Linked DNA regions of Homo sapiens: regions 1 and 3 are each linked to region 2. A link is a loop called in an ENCODE intact Hi-C map of the cell type or tissue named here. Cell type or tissue: CD14-positive monocyte. All regions are shown on one strand.

What was found. A loop is a pair of places that touch in the nucleus more often than their neighbours do. Peaks named below come from ENCODE experiments on the same cell type or tissue, not always from the same donor. Only the 100,000 strongest peaks of a DNase experiment are listed, where the experiment ranks them.
Region 1: it touches region 2 in a loop (2.2-fold over the local background); 2 of 110 quality-filtered maps call a loop at or near these places.
Region 3: it touches region 2 in a loop (2.3-fold over the local background); 4 of 110 quality-filtered maps call a loop at or near these places.

The regions. Positions count from the first base shown.
Region 1 is chr7:139,678,949-139,683,948 of GRCh38, reverse strand. All of the region lies in intron 2 of HIPK2 (homeodomain interacting protein kinase 2), which reads left to right. Among named protein-coding and RNA genes, the nearest start is that of HIPK2, 97 kb to the left of the region's middle. RefSeq lists enhancers at 1,106-1,275, 2,252-3,451. In CD14-positive monocyte, no CTCF peak of the experiment used is centred here; DNase peaks (open chromatin) are centred at 1,218, 1,728 and 3,068; H3K27ac peaks cover 3,937 bases.
Region 2 is chr7:139,914,447-139,919,446 of GRCh38, reverse strand. The region is part of intron 4 of TBXAS1 (thromboxane A synthase 1); the gene reads right to left. Among named protein-coding and RNA genes, the nearest start is that of TBXAS1, 88 kb to the right of the region's middle. RefSeq lists enhancers at 2,240-2,539, 2,442-3,641, 4,543-5,000. In CD14-positive monocyte, no CTCF peak of the experiment used is centred here; a DNase peak (open chromatin) is centred at 2,806; H3K27ac peaks cover 1,898 bases.
Region 3 is chr7:139,851,740-139,856,739 of GRCh38, reverse strand. The region is part of intron 1 of TBXAS1 (thromboxane A synthase 1); the gene reads right to left. Among named protein-coding and RNA genes, the nearest start is that of TBXAS1, 25 kb to the right of the region's middle. RefSeq lists an enhancer at 837-916. In CD14-positive monocyte, no CTCF peak of the experiment used is centred here; DNase peaks (open chromatin) are centred at 679, 1,069, 2,449 and 3,049; H3K4me3 peaks cover 3,030 bases; H3K27ac peaks cover 5,000 bases.

The sequences.
Region 1 (5,000 bases), 240 kb after region 2:
CTGCAAAGCTCAGTCAAGCTAGGGGCAATATAATGAGGTATGTCTCTCTATATATATGCCCCTCCCCAAATTCCAAGCCCATTCAGTGTTTAAAACTATTTTCTAAAGTATTTGTAGCCCTTCAAAACCACAGGAGAGTGAGTAAGACCTAACTGTTGGTGTAATACAGAATAATGAATCTATCTATTTTACTCTGGAAAGGACATAGCCAACCCTCATGAAGCTGTATGACATGCCATTGCCTGCCAATGGTATGAATGCCATTGCCAGGGTATGACAGTGGCAGCCAACCTCCAGGAAGGCCCCTAATGACCCTCACCTCCTGGTATTCACCAGGATTGGTCTGTGTGACCCAGAGAATCTGGCAGAAATGACGGTGTTTCACTTCCAAGATTAGATTCTGAGAGGTTCTGCAGCTTCTGTCTTGGTATGCGTGTGTCTCTCTCTCTGGTATTTCTCGCTTTGGCTCCCGTGTTGTGAGCAGTCCTGTGGAGGCCCCCGTAGGGAGGAGCTGAGGCTCACAGACCGCAGCTGCCTTGGGGAGCTTGGAAACATCTTGATCGCAGCCTCATGAGGGACCCTGCACCAGACCCGGCTAGGCCGCTGCTGAAGCACTGGCCTAGAGCAACCATGAAGTAATGGTTATTTTAAGGCACTAAGTTTTGCGGTACCTTGTTACACATTAACAGGCAGCTAATGCAGTCTCTGTTCGCATTTTTATCCTCGTGTGTGGCACGCGTGTTATATAGTTAAGCATGAAGCAGGTCACGTCCAGGCTCCGAGGTGAGAGCCAGGCCCTTCCAGGTAATGCTAAATATTGTACAAACAGCAAGGTTTTGTTCATCAACCCAGGAGTGACCTTACTGAGTGGCGTGTTGGTGGTAAAAATGCCTTATATTTAAGAGAGAACACACATTCTCCTTTCTCTCCCACCAGAAAGTCTGGTTCTTGCTGCTCTGTCATTTCCCAGAAAGGACCAGCCTCTCTTGCTCCACCCCACTTCCTGTCTGTGGCCCTGTGATGCCAGGGGGCCCTCCACTGTCCTACAGAGGAGGGGACAAGGGGCAAGAGGGGCCAGAAGCATCTCTGGAATGCACACAGCTCATGAGCAGCTAGGCTTGCTCCAGCAGTCACATGTCCTGACTGGAGTCTTCCAGCGCCTTCTGTCCCCTCTGTTAGAAGAAAGGGGAACGCGGGTCCTTAACACAGTGCTTTTGGGAGATTGCCATTGACTCAGAGTCTGAGATTTACCATTAGGCGCATTTGAAACAATAAACATGCATGGAGCACTTACTGTGTGGCAGGACATGGTGCAGGGTGCTGTGGGGAGGAGATGAGTAAAACAGTGTTCCTGCTCTTGAGGAGCAGTCAAGCACAGTCATTACGGCCCCACCCACCACAGGGACCCAGAGGAGGGCACAGGCACGCAGCGGGAGGGATGAGGGAAAGCTTCCCGTAAGAGGTGGTGTCCACACTGCACCTGAAGAAGGTGGAACTGACATCTCTGTCCTAGGTGCCTCAACAGAGCCCTTCATTCCAACCCCTCATTGCACATGTATAGTTACAGGTCTGGCTACCCCTGCTCATGGATGAGTTTCTTGAGGCTAGAGATGGGTTTTACCCAGTGTTCCTGGTGCCAAGCCCAGGTCTTGACTCACTATGGGCTCTCAGTGGATGTTTGATGAGTGAGTGAGTGAGGGCATGTGGTGGATGATGAGGCTGGAGAGGTAACAGGACTGAATCATAAGGACCTTGCCTGTCGTGAATATTGAACAGCTTGGCAATAGAGGGGGTTTTCCTTCTGAGGAGTGGAAGCAACGTGGTCTATGGTATGTGCCAAGTGAGGGCAGAAGCTGGGGCAGTAGCCACATTGGCATCTCACCATGAGTCCTCTACATGGCCCAGGGTCTGTACCAGCATGACATAAGCCGTGCACGAGTAACAGGAGTGTCAGCCAGATCCGAGGGCTCCACTGTGATGCCTGCCCTGGAAAAGATAGAGCCCACTCAGGCCAGGCCATGGTGGTTTGAGCACCTCCAGCACCAGGGGAGATGCTGTCCTAGAACCAGGGCCCCCAGTCAGTGGACAAAGAAATGTAGGAAGATTCCAGCTCAGAGAACATCAGACCTTCTGCTCCCTGGAGCAGTGGTGGCTGCATGGACCCAGGGCTTGGTGCATGGAAAGTCCAGGCTCCGCACGCTGTGACTCTCCTTAAAGTGAGAATATTTTTCCCAGGAGTGCAAGGGCCTTTCATGTGAGGAGTTTTAAATGTGCTCTCTGGTGGTAGCCACAGCATCCTTAATTTTCTTGTACAGCAAAAGTCAATTTGGAATTGCAGGAAAGGAGGCTTTGTTCTCAGGTGATGTTGAGCAGCCTCTTTTGTGGTCACCTCTTGACACCCACACTGAGCGGGAGGAGGCGAGGGGAGTGCAGCACTGGCGCTGATTATAGAAAACAGCAGGGGTTCCGGAAGAAGCCTTTGGCTTTGGAATTGGGTTTGTGCTTCCATTTAAATGTGGAGGTGCCAGGTGTTCTGATAATTTCACTGCAAAATTTTGAAATCCGCTAATAAAGACCATTTAGAAGGACCTGAGAAGTGGGCTGTGTCCTCCCTCCTCTCCCACCCACCTCTCTCCTGCCACCAGCTCTGACCTGGGATGGACGGCAGCATGCTTCTGTTATCAAAACAGGCCAAAAAGAATGAAAAGCTAAAAGCAGGGAAAACTTCACAAGTTTAGATAAAGTTTTCAAGTGATTAAGTGCTGTGGCAGTGAAAACATTGACCCAATTGCAACTTGTAGGCTCCATCAGAGAGCTGTGGTTGACGGGCTCTCCTGTACATTTATATCAGGAGAGATGTGTTACCGGCTCCCTCAGAGTGTAAAGTGTACCCAAAATAGAGCTTGAAGAGTGGCTTTATCATGGAGTGACTCAGCGCCAGCTAAGAGGAAAGATGAATATAGCGTGACGATGTTCTCCACAGGAAACCCATGGCACGAAAACCAGGGGCGGGGAGGGTGCTTGTAGCACAGTGGCCCTGTGGCTGCCTCACTGGGCCCATGGCTGAGTAATGGGCTGACTGATGGCAGCCCTGTGGAAGCTGGCCTCAGACAACACAGGAAGCCCGCTCAGATTGTCTCTCAGAGCCTGTTCCCAAATGGGAAGCCACCAGCAAAAAAATCCCAGTGGGCTGTGCTCTTCATGTCCTGGTTGGGAAATTCAGGAAGCACACGTGAACACACACATGCCACAGACATGAAAAAGGTTCTGTCTTCTGAAGGCTGTTGGCCGATCTTAACATGAATTTTAAAAAATGATTTGCTACATTTGAGGCATTTCTTCAAGCCAGTTTTGGACACAATCCCTGGTTACTTTGTTCCTGGGGACATTCAGTACCCATGTCTGCCAAGCCCTGTAGTTTTGAAAACATCCCTGGCCCTCACAAAAGCCCTCATAAAACAGCATCCCCTCAAAACCCAAGGCACCTGGTAAGGAAAGAATTAAAGCCAGTGACGTGAATTTAATGTTCGATCCCAAAACCAGAGTTGACTTGGCTTGTCTGGGTTGTTCACCCAGGGGAGGGCTCTCCTCCACAAGGCCCAAGCCCTACTGGGGCTGCTTGGGCACCAGCCACGCTGTGGGGAGGGTGTTAATCGTGACTGAATCGTGATTCCATGTGGGAAACAGTCCTGCAGTCGGGGGACAGGAGGAGCCAGGCTGGAATCCAACACAAACAGTCCAGGGGCAGAGGGAACATTCCCGGGTACCTGTGTCCCTGAGTGACTTGAAAATGCTGAACTTATGCTGAATTCTGTTTAATGATTATTTGCGGGAGGGGAACAGGCATTCTTAAGAGATCGGTTTACCTTAGGAAATCCTGTACTCCCCCTGCTTTCCGGCCTTCCGGCCTCCTTGTATCCTGCACACGCTATTCCTTTGCATACATTTGCAGCGAACTTTGCTCCCCAGGGTATCTGGCTTTTGGGATAAAGACTAATGTCCATGTCAAAATGATTCTTGATAAAAGCATCCTAGATGTTAAATATTTATTTTAAGCTAAATGTTCTACTTCTGAGAGGTTAAAAAACAAATGCCTTTTCATGCAGAGCCTTTTGCCAGTCAATGTTTGAGTTTCTTTAGGCTTTTTTATTTGGCTCTGCAGCAGCTAGCTAACCAACTGCATTCCTGAGATGAGCTGACAAGGAGGCAGAAATGAAGAAATAAACAAAAAGCCATGTTAATTTCAAGCTTCAGTAGGAATACAAAGAGAAATATTAACATTTGCTGAATGACAAATAATGAAATGGCTGGAAAATTTTAATGCTTCTAGCATGCTTTTATAAGCTCTCCTGGAATTTTCCCCCCATCAGGTATTGCACATTTATAACCAGCAGTGCACCATGTAAAGGCAGTTCGATAGGTTGTTTAATTTAAAGATTGGTATTTCTGAGCATATAGTGTTCCTAATGCAATTCCTAACCCCATTTACACTTCTCTGTCTACCCGAAGTACCCACATCTTCTTAGCATAATCTTTATAATTGTTTGTTGCTATGGTTTTAATGGGTCCCCTTCAAAATTCAGGTGTTGCCAATGTGAGAGTATTAAAAGATAGGGCCTTTAAGAGGTGATTAGGCCGTGAAGGCTTCTCCCTGGTGAATGGGTTTAAGGCCCTTTAGAAAAGAGGCTTCATCATTCCCTTTGAAAACTGGCACAAGACAAGGATGCCCTCTCTCACCACGCCTATTCAACATAGTATTGGAAGTTCTGGCCAGGGCAATCCGGCAAGAGAAAGAAATAAAACGTATTCAAGTAGGAAGAGAGGAAATCAAATCGTCTCTCTTTGCAGATGACATGATTGTGTGTTTAAAAAACCCCATCGTCTCAGCCCAAAATCTCCTTAAGCTGATAAGCAACTTCAGCAAAGTCTCAGGATACAAAATCAATGTGCAGAAATCACAAGCATTCTTATACACCAATAATAGACAAACAGAGAGCCAA
Region 2 (5,000 bases):
GCCAGCTGAACAGAGCGAGGTGCTTCTAAGGACTCCAAGAGATAGTGTTATACCTCAGTGGTTGTAATGTGAGTACAGAGAGCCAACTTGTTTATGCCAACTAGTCTGCAAAAATATTAATATCAAAAAGAGGACCACGGTCACAAAGACTAGGTACCACTGTTACAAACGTTGTTTCTAATTCTCACACAACCAGGCACAGATGAGGACAGCCATCGTGCAACTTGTCCCCTTCCCACCTGGAGACGTGAAAGACCTGGCACTGTCCCCTCATTATATTATAATCAACTGAGACTCAAGAATTCTGTCACTTGTATAACCCCAAATTCTATACTTGAGGCCATTGTCAATTTATATCTATTGCTATCTGGCTGTACAAAGATTTGAACCAAATAGGGCTTATATTTTGGTGGTTTGAAATAGTAAAGGTGTCCCTTTTACTAAAAATAGAGTATAAAAAAATTAAAATGTAAAAAAAAAATACCAAAAATGAAAACAGTAGTGGTCTTACTCTTCTACATGTCAGTTTTCATTCATTCCCTCTGCTGGTAGAAGGTGGCCATAGATTTGACATCATCTTCGCTCTCTCTGTGGGAGAGTGTGACTGGCCTGAGAGAATGGCCTCCGGGTGAGGTTGTGAGATGTGTCCACAGCTCGAGGGGTCAGCTCAGGGGCATGTGGTGGCTAAAAACAAATTTGGGCTCTATCTGCCTAGTCAGCTTCAGCTGCTGGAAAGGGGCCTCTTCTAATTATGGCAGTCCTGCCTGACGGAGTTCCAGCATTTTATCCACTGGGGAGGAGGAGGAAGCCAGGCGCTTGGAACTGTGCTTCTATCAGCCCCAAAGCTGACAGTGAGGGCCCCTCCTGAGCGGGGAAGGGAATCTGGGGGCTTGTTAACTCTTATCTTTGCAGGAAACTCTCCAACAGATCTCAGCAGAGTTTCTGGCCAGAAGCAGTGTTCAAGAAGGACAAGGGTGTTCCTGATATTGCACTTGACATGCTTGGCTGCGAGAATAAATTTTCCTGAGGGGGCCTAAGAGGGGCTTGTTCCTTGTACCTGAAGCTCCAAGTGGCTCTATGGGACGCTGGTGGGACTCCGTGGCTCCCTGTGGCTGCCAACGGTCACGTGAACTGGGCACCAAACAGACCTTAGGGATTAGCTAGTCTAATGTATTTTACACAGGAGGAAATTGAGAATCAGGAGGTTAAAGGATTGTCTGAAGGCCACACAACTAATAAGAGGTAGCAAATCTGGAATCTGATTTCATTTCTTTAAACTAAAATCAAAGACATTTCACCATACTACTGAGCTATGGCTTAGAAGAGGGAAAATGGGAAGAAGAAAGGGAATGTCATAAGAAGGAGATTGGGGCGGAGAAAGACAGGGAGGATCAGGACTTAGTCACTTGATTTCCATGGAATGTTCTGGAATATATCCATTGAGAGATAAGAATTGATTTTATGGTTTATTTCTCTATTCTCATGCCTAAATTGTAGATATTAATCTCCTGGTTTACACACTTATTTCTACTTCTGCCACGACAAAAGTTAGGGAAATATGGCATAAATATCAGAGCAAGCTTTTACTAATTTCTTTTTGTTAAAAAAATATATAAAGATAGCTTCCTGCTGAACCAAGAGTCTAGTAAGACACAAAAATATGAAATCATTTTCAACAAGGTCTTGAAATTTTAGAAAAATCTCTGCAAGGCAGAGAGAAGTACATTTGAGCATTGAGAATCAACACCACTTAACACTATTCCTGTGTTCCCAAGGCATCACAAGACACTCAGTACTTTTAAAGATGTTAGAATTAAAACTTAGCTACCATGTTGGAAACGAAGCTCAGTGTGTTGTACTGATTAAATGTAATGCCATGGATCTGGCTTTTCTAGGACTTAGCCATGTCCAGACATTAGAAAAGCAGGTGAAATGGGAGACCTGCAGGGGACAGGCATCCCATTGCGACTGTCACCTGGGAATTCCAATGGGGCAGCCCATCCTGCAACAGGAAGCTTCCAGTTCAGATTGGAGGGTTTCCTATGCACAGCAAAGACCTTTCGCCATACCACTGGGCTATGGCTTAGAAGAGGGGGAAATTAAAAGAAGAAAGTGGGTGTTATAAGAAGAAGATTGCGGCAGAGAAGGAGACGGAGGTCACATAAAACAAAGAGGCCTCAAAATAGAGACGGGGGCAGGCAAATGAGGTTGCACACCTGTGTTTCTGGTTTCACTGCCCTCTGTAGTCTGTTTGTGCTTTCAGGAAGAACTTCTCCCTTGCTCAGAGCTGTAGACCCGTAATGTGAGTTGACCTTTCTCAAGAAATGCACAGCTAAAAAAAGTTGGCAAGGTTTGACTGAAGCCATGAGAGCTTCCCTAGGTCATGCATGGCAACCACTCTCACAAGTAAAATCTTGATGCACATGTTTGAACATCTGAGTGTCTTCATTTACTCAATGTTTGATTTAAGAGAAAGAGAACCAGGAACTCCAGGTGAACAGTTTTCAAAAACTGTCAGTGGTTACAGGTGTAGGAATGAGTTCAAGGGGGGCGGTTTTATGGCAAGTCTGCCAAGGGCCCCTCTCTCCTCAATGGATGCCAGCAGGCGGGTCCCTGTGGCCCCCGCACAAGGGCGTCTGACTCACCTGTAGCCCTGAATTGAGCTTTCCTTGCCAATTAGCTCTGCAATGAGCCAACATACTCTTTTCTTCCTTCGATAGGAGGCTGCTGCAGATACAGAGGACAGGAAGGTTTCCAGTGACTAATTTGCCTATAACTTTAGTCATCTTCACCAATGCCAAGGAGTTTGTGGTTTCACAGTGACTCATCCTGCAATGTTCACAGCTGTGTGGAGAGCGAGTGAAGCAGCCCCTGAGAGGCTGAACCTGGGGCAGCCAGGGTGCCGGGTATTGATGGTTCGGGATAAAACCACCCACCACGTCCATCACATGGCTTTGGACGTGACTCTTGTGTGTCAGTGGTGTGGCTCGACCTGTGCCTGGAGAGGTGACCTCTGTGTTGCTCATGAGGACCTGAGAGATGGCACTCCATACTGCCACTCCAGACCAGAACCCACATCTCCAAAGCACTAGGCTTAGTGTTTTGACACATCCCTGACATGCCTATCTGACCAGACCAAGCTAACATGGGCCAAAGACTGGCTTACCTCTTATCACCCTTCCCACAGCTCCCTAACTCTAGGCCTTGATAGGAGGCCAAGAACAAGAAGTTCTGCCTCTGGTTGTGACCATTTCTGCTGAGTCATGTGGACTCAGCTCCATTTTCCACAGATATTTAAAAAAGAGCTGCCCTATGGTTTCATTAGGTACCGTACCTGACAGCAAAGAAGAGCTCATTGAAAATATCTAAATAGAAACATCCGAGTCCTGATGTACCAGGACGACTGAGCTTCTATAAGTGCCAAGAAGATTGATTTGGGTTTAATGATAAGCTGTGGTTGCACCATCATGGAGCAGTTTCAGGAAGCACTGAGGACATTGATAGAGACCTACAAGGTCCACGTGGAAAATGAGCAAGATGAAGCAGAGACATTGCACAGACTCCAGAGGCCCAAAAACTGTGAATGGGAAAGCATGACATTAAGAACTGCCGCTCCGGATCCAACCCACAGTCTGCTCCAGCCAGTGTTCTGGAGTTTGGAAAAGAATATTTCACAGGATGATATTTGAATTCACACATTTGTTCAATGTTGTTGTATGTCAGGGAGCTCCCTGTTGCATCACCCCCACCTCCAGTGAATATGCTCTATGGATCCCTCATGGGATGCTTACGGCTCATGTCAAATTTCAGAGCTAAATCCAGCTTCCCAAATCAGGGCCCTTCTCCACCAGGCTGTCCAGGGACAAAACTCAACGTAACTCAAGCCTGAATTTGTGAGCAGACATGGGCTCTCCCTGTTGGAGAATGAGAGCATGCATTATTTAAATTCCTTTTCACTTAATTTATCAAACTAATATGCCGAGGTATTTTCTGTATCACAAGGGACCGTTTGGTAGCAGCCTGCATGGAGTAAGCATTTAATGTTTACCGAGTGAATGTATAATAAAGCTGAATTGCTGAACGCTTAAGTAAACATGGCCTATTAGAGGGAAGGCAACGTGGTGTCAGTAAGGAGAAATCACGTCTCACTAATCTCCTTGAGTTCTTTGAGCAGATAAATAAGCATATGGATAAGAGGGAACCACAGAACCCAATTTAATTTGACTTTCAAAAACCTGTGAGAAAATCCCACTTTAAAGACTGTTTTTTAAAAAATTGAGTCACTAAGGGTTGTTTTACCATCGATATGGAATTGGCTTAAAGACCATAAACAAAGCTACACATAAGTGGATGCATTCCCAGATGGAAAACTATAAACACTGGGATTTCCTGGAGATCTTATCTATGATGGGTCTTTTTACGTGTTTGTGAATGACCGAGACGAAGAAGACTATATTGCAACTCCAGGTTCAAGTAATACCTCATTCTTCTGGGAGGAATGTCAAGTTGATGGAAATTCCATTCAGTTGGAACAAGAATATATTGGATGCTGAAGAGTCAATATGTGTTTATGTCATGGGGTTTAAAAAAAATACAAGATACAGTTCTTGGCCTTAAAGAGCTAATAATCAAGCTAGAGTGAAAGCCATATCCTCCTTCACTGTAAATACTGGAAGGCACAAGGGGATCAACTGTGACAACGAGTGACACACATGGTGAGCGCTGCCAGAGTTCAGGGAAGGGGAAAAGTGCATGTGGATGGAGGCAGGGAAGGCTTCCTGGAGGAGGCAGTATCTGAGGAGTGTCTTGAAGAACAGCAAGAGTTTGGATGGGTGTGGAAGAGGTGGAGGGTTTTCTTGTGAGAAGCAGTAATGTGTCACCTGCCAAGTACTGTGTAGAGGGAGAGGTTATATGCATGATCCCATGTGGCTTTATGACAGCCCAGTAAGGTGGATCATATCCCCCAACTCCAGGCCTTGAGAGGAGGCCAAGAATAAGAA
Region 3 (5,000 bases), 63 kb after region 2:
TTTGAAGTCAGAGGCTCGAAAACTCCACCCTCAGATTATGCTAAGGCTGCCATTTTTTCTACATGGGACCCATGAAGGCGCATGACGCTCAATTGCGCATGCACATGTTTCTCCTTTCATAAATATTCATGACTCCTCCCATAGCTTATTGAATATGTATATTTGGCCTCCCTGCTCTGCATAAATTCCCATTCCCTTTTCCCCTCCATCAAAATATCTTCCTAGCCTGTCGGAATGGCCACCCGAAGGCCGCAACCCTTTATGAGAAATAAAGCTCTCCTTTCCAATTTTATGAACCTCATCCCTCTTCCATTGACACACTCATCCCTCAGTTCTGAGTTCTGTGTCCTGGCCCATGAGAACGCCAAGTCAGTGGAATCACAGGCAGTTTCTTGGTTCTAGAGACGCAGGTCACCCAGGCTGCATTTTGCCTGGTGGAAAAACAACTCGATCACCCCAGATTAGCAGGAGCATTGCCACAAAACATTTTAAAGGACTCTCGCTCCCCCTAGAACAATTAAGGGTTGAAGCCACAACCCTGTAGTCCATTTCTGTCTCTCTGTCTGCCAATTAGTAGACTGGGCCTCCCCGATAATTGTGATCTCAAGGTAATGGCTTAAGTAATTGATGACGTTGTCCTCATTGGGGGATCTTAGCACATCAAAAGAAGTTGAGAAAGCCAAAATTCACCTCGAGTCTGAATTAATCACTTTGTCGAGCACAACAAAGGCTCTCTGCTTTGCTAATAATCCCAGATGAGGTAGCAACCCTCAGTTAAATAAGGAAACTGTGGTGTCTTTAATTAATGTTTCAAAGCGCTCAGACTTGCTTTTTTCACTCGCTTTATTTTTATGAAAATGGAGGCTAGTGAAGGCAAAGCAGATATTTTCTAAACTTCTCAAGTTCAAGAAGAATGAGGCCTGGCTTCATTGTAGCTCACAGAAAAGGATCTGGGGGCTCTGGTTGACCACAGGGGCAGTCTGTCGTTGCCTAGGTCAGAGGAAGTTAGTCCCAGTGTATGGCTCCAAATGCTACCCTGTGGTCTTAGTACTTCCCCTTGCTCCAGATATGGCTTCTGGGACGACAAAACCTCCCACTTCCTCCTAGCACTGCTGAATCAGCCTTTCTAGGCTGCAGCTCAGAAGCCAGCTGCCTTCTAGCCTGCTCTCTGTCTGACATTCTGATCTCAAATTGTCTTTCATGAGGCCCACTTCACCTGGCAGCCCAAGCCTCCCCAGCCTCCTGACATCCCCCACTCTGCTTGACCTTCACCTTATCCCTTTCACTACTTCCCAAAGCCCCAGGGCAGCCCACGCCTGACATCCAGTCACACTTCAGGCTTCAACTCAAGACCGTGGGGCCAAGTCAGAGCCCCAGGTTCTGTGTGTTTAGAATGGGAGTTTGAACACATTGCTGTGTTGGTCTGATCCCAGCTACACAGCCATCTTTAAAAGGACTTTGATACCTGTCTTAGTTTGTTTTCTGTTGCTTATAACACAATACCTGAACCTAGATAATTTATAAAGAAAAAGAATTTATTTCTTACAGTTATGGAAGCTGAGAAGTCCAAGGTTAAGGAGTTGCATCTGGTGAGGGCCTTCTTGCTGGTGGGGACTCTGCACAGAGTCCATTTATGATAGCTTTGCCCTCATGACCCAGTCACCTCTTACAGGCCTCACCTCTCAACACTACCACATCGGGGATTAAATTTCAACATGATTTTTGGAGGAGACAAACATTCAAACAATAGTAACACCCCTAAGGCCACTTGAAAGCCAATGAGCAGGATGCGGAGGTGTGAAAGCCACTTAATGCAGTTCAAAGATACTTACAGAGTAGATATCATACAAAAATGAATAAGATACATCCTAGCCTCCAGAGAGCTTATCCTACAGAAAACAGGAGAACTAAGGGTTTACCTTGGACTTGGGGAAGCTGAAATCACTGCCTTCACATGCTTGTTATCTTGTCTAATAAACCCCCTTGGCTTCTAAATTGATGACCATCTTTGAAACTTCATGCTATCTTTGGGTCTTTCCTTTGATCCTCATCTGCAGTCAATCACCAAGTTCTGTCAACTCTGCCTTCAACACATGTCTTGAGTGAGTTCTTCATTCTTACTCCTAACTGGCACTGCCCTATATCAGGTCGTCGTCTCTCCCTTGGGCATAGAGTTTTCAGTAGGGTCCTGAACTGGCCTCCCAGCCTCTAGCTTCTCCTATCATCCTCCAATCAGTCCTCCACACCAATGCCAGAAGAAGCTTGCTCATATGCAAATCTCATCATGTTGCAGCCCTGCTCAGAATTCTTCCTTGGCTCCCTGTCACTTTCAGTTCAAGCACTAACCTCCTTTATTTGGCACCTAGGGTCTTTGGTGATCCGGCCACAGCTTGACTGCTAGCCTCACTGTAAGTCATCTCTGTCCCTAAATTAGGCTTGGGCAATCTTGCATGACTCACACGTTCCTAGTTACGCCATGTCGTTTCACCGTTCTGGGCTTTTTCCCAGGCTTTTCTCTAGGGCCAAGACAAAGGAGAGGCAAGAACAAACCTAGGGTACAAAATTTAAGGAGGTCCTCACTCTCAGGGCTGTACAAGTGCCACCCCTGCTCTTGTACAACCCTGAGAGTGAGGGCCTTCTTAAATTTTGGGCCTAGGTGCTTGCTTCCTTCTCTCACCCTTGTCCCAGCCCACTCTCCTCTCTGCTGATGCATCCACTCTTTCTCCATTTGCAAAGGCCAGATTGCTCTTCGGCTTTCTGCTCAAGGGTTGCCTCCTCCAGGAGCCCACCCAGGCTATCCTGGGCACATGGAGATGTTTTCCTTGGCCACTCAAAGAGTTCCACTGATTCCCTACTGGGGATGATTGCCAATGAAGAGCAGGAGAACACAATGTATTATTTGTAGGAATCTAATCCTGTCTACGTTCATTATTTACTGTACCTGATTCTGTTTCCATCATGTGGGCTTAGTCATCTGCAGTTAATCCTTTGTTTTTATGAAGTCCTTAAAGAACCCCTGAGACTTGTGGTGAAAGAGGGACATCTGCCTCCGGTGAACCCCAACAGATAGTTAAATTAGAGCCCAGAGGGGTCAGCTGGGGCTGCCCCTGCCTCTGGATCCTGCGTAATAAAAGGAAACAGTTACAGGATGCTTCCTGTGAGCCAGGAGCCCGGCTGAGTGCTTCCCACACATGAGCTCATTTACTCCTCCCCAAATTCTGTGTGGAACATGCTGTTATTATTATCTCCGTTTTGCAGATGGGAACACTGAGGCTCAGAGAGATTAAGTAACTGGCCCAAGGTCACACTGCTAGTGAGTAGCACAGCTGAGATTCGAACCCAGGCTGTCTGGCTCTGGAGTCTGTGCTCACCATTACCAGGCCCTACTGTTTCTCACTTTACATTTGCAGAGCAGCCAGTTGCCCAGAATCCAACCTATCTGTAAGACGGGGGATGCGAAAAGCCCCTGTTTGTTCAAGTCTGTGGGTTGAGGGCTCTGAGTCCCCTGTGAAAAGGCAGATGCCATCTTACAGGACGCTATCCCCAGGGTTCAAATCAGTTGATCAGATTAGCCACTAAGTCAACAGGGCTTCAAGACTTGAAATAAGGACAGATAAATCTGTCATTATCTCCTCTGCACAGACCAGGTCTTCACTTCAGTAAAGTTTGAGCCCAGAGGGGTCAGCTGGGGCTTCAGTAAAGTGAAGACCTGGCTTGTGCAGAGCAGACAGGTTGCTTCTTTGGCCAACTGTGTGTGTGTGTGTGTGTGTGTGTGTGTGTGTGTGTGTGTGTGTGTGTGTGTGTATTGGAGTAGCCAAGGTTGGTACACAGGGGCATTGAGTACTGGTAGTGGGTGCTCAGAATAATTCTAGGTTCTTTTGTACCCAGCCGAGTAGGCATTTAAAAAATGTTTGCCAATTGGATAAGAAGTTATGTCTTCATAAACCCAGCCAATATTTCCACCTTTCTATTGCACTATGACCCGTCCAAAAGGCCTGGGAAATACCAATTTTGCCTTTGAGCTTGGCAGACAGTTTAAAGAGCTTGGGTAACTCAAAGTAACAAAAGAATATTGTTAAGAGTTTCAAAAAAATATTTATAATCCCCTTGCATCATGTTTGTTCCTGTAATCCCCCAGATCTTTGTCTTGACCTAATTCTTAGCAAGTTTAGCCACTGACCTTTGATCATCTCTTAGCTATAATGATCAATTGTGGGTCTAGCTGGAAATTGTACAGGACAAAGTCAAAAGGCAAGAGTTCTAGTCCAAGAGCCCTGAATCTCAGTGCCCGTTGTTCCTCAGTGTGTTTGCTTCTGGCTCTCACCTCTCTGGGTTCTGGAACACAGCCACAGGTGGAGACCCACAGAACCTGCCTGACCTTCCGAACAGACCACTTTTCTGGGTTTGGCCTCTTGCCTGCTCCCTGCAACTTATAATCCCTTCCATTATTAGAGTCCTCAGTCCTGACCCTGCCTGGTCCCAGCCATTCCTATCTCAGCACCTATATTAGTTATCTACTGCTGTGTCACAAATTGCCCCCAGACCTAAGTGACTGAAGACAACAAACATTCATTATCTCACAGATTCTGAGGGTCAGGAGTCTGCGAGCAGATCAGCTAGGTGCTTTGGGTTCAGGGTCAAGCTGGAGAATGGTGTCCATGCTTGCTTATGGAGCTGTAGCTGGCTTTGCCATATGAGCCTCTCCCTATAGGGCTGCTCAACATGGCTGCTGACTTCCCCAAAGTAAGCAATCCAAGGGAGAGAGCGAGCCCAAGATGGAAACCCCAGTCTCCAATAATCTAATCTTGGAAGTGATAACACCATCACCTCTGCTGTATTCCACTGGTCATGCTAACTGACCCTGGTACAATGGGGGAGGGAGCTATGCAAGGGTGTGAATTCCAGGGCAAGGATCCAGAGGGCCCTCTTGGAGGCTGTCTACCACATCACCTGTGCCCTATTGTGAACAAATGTGGTGAAATTACATCCTTTTCCAAAGT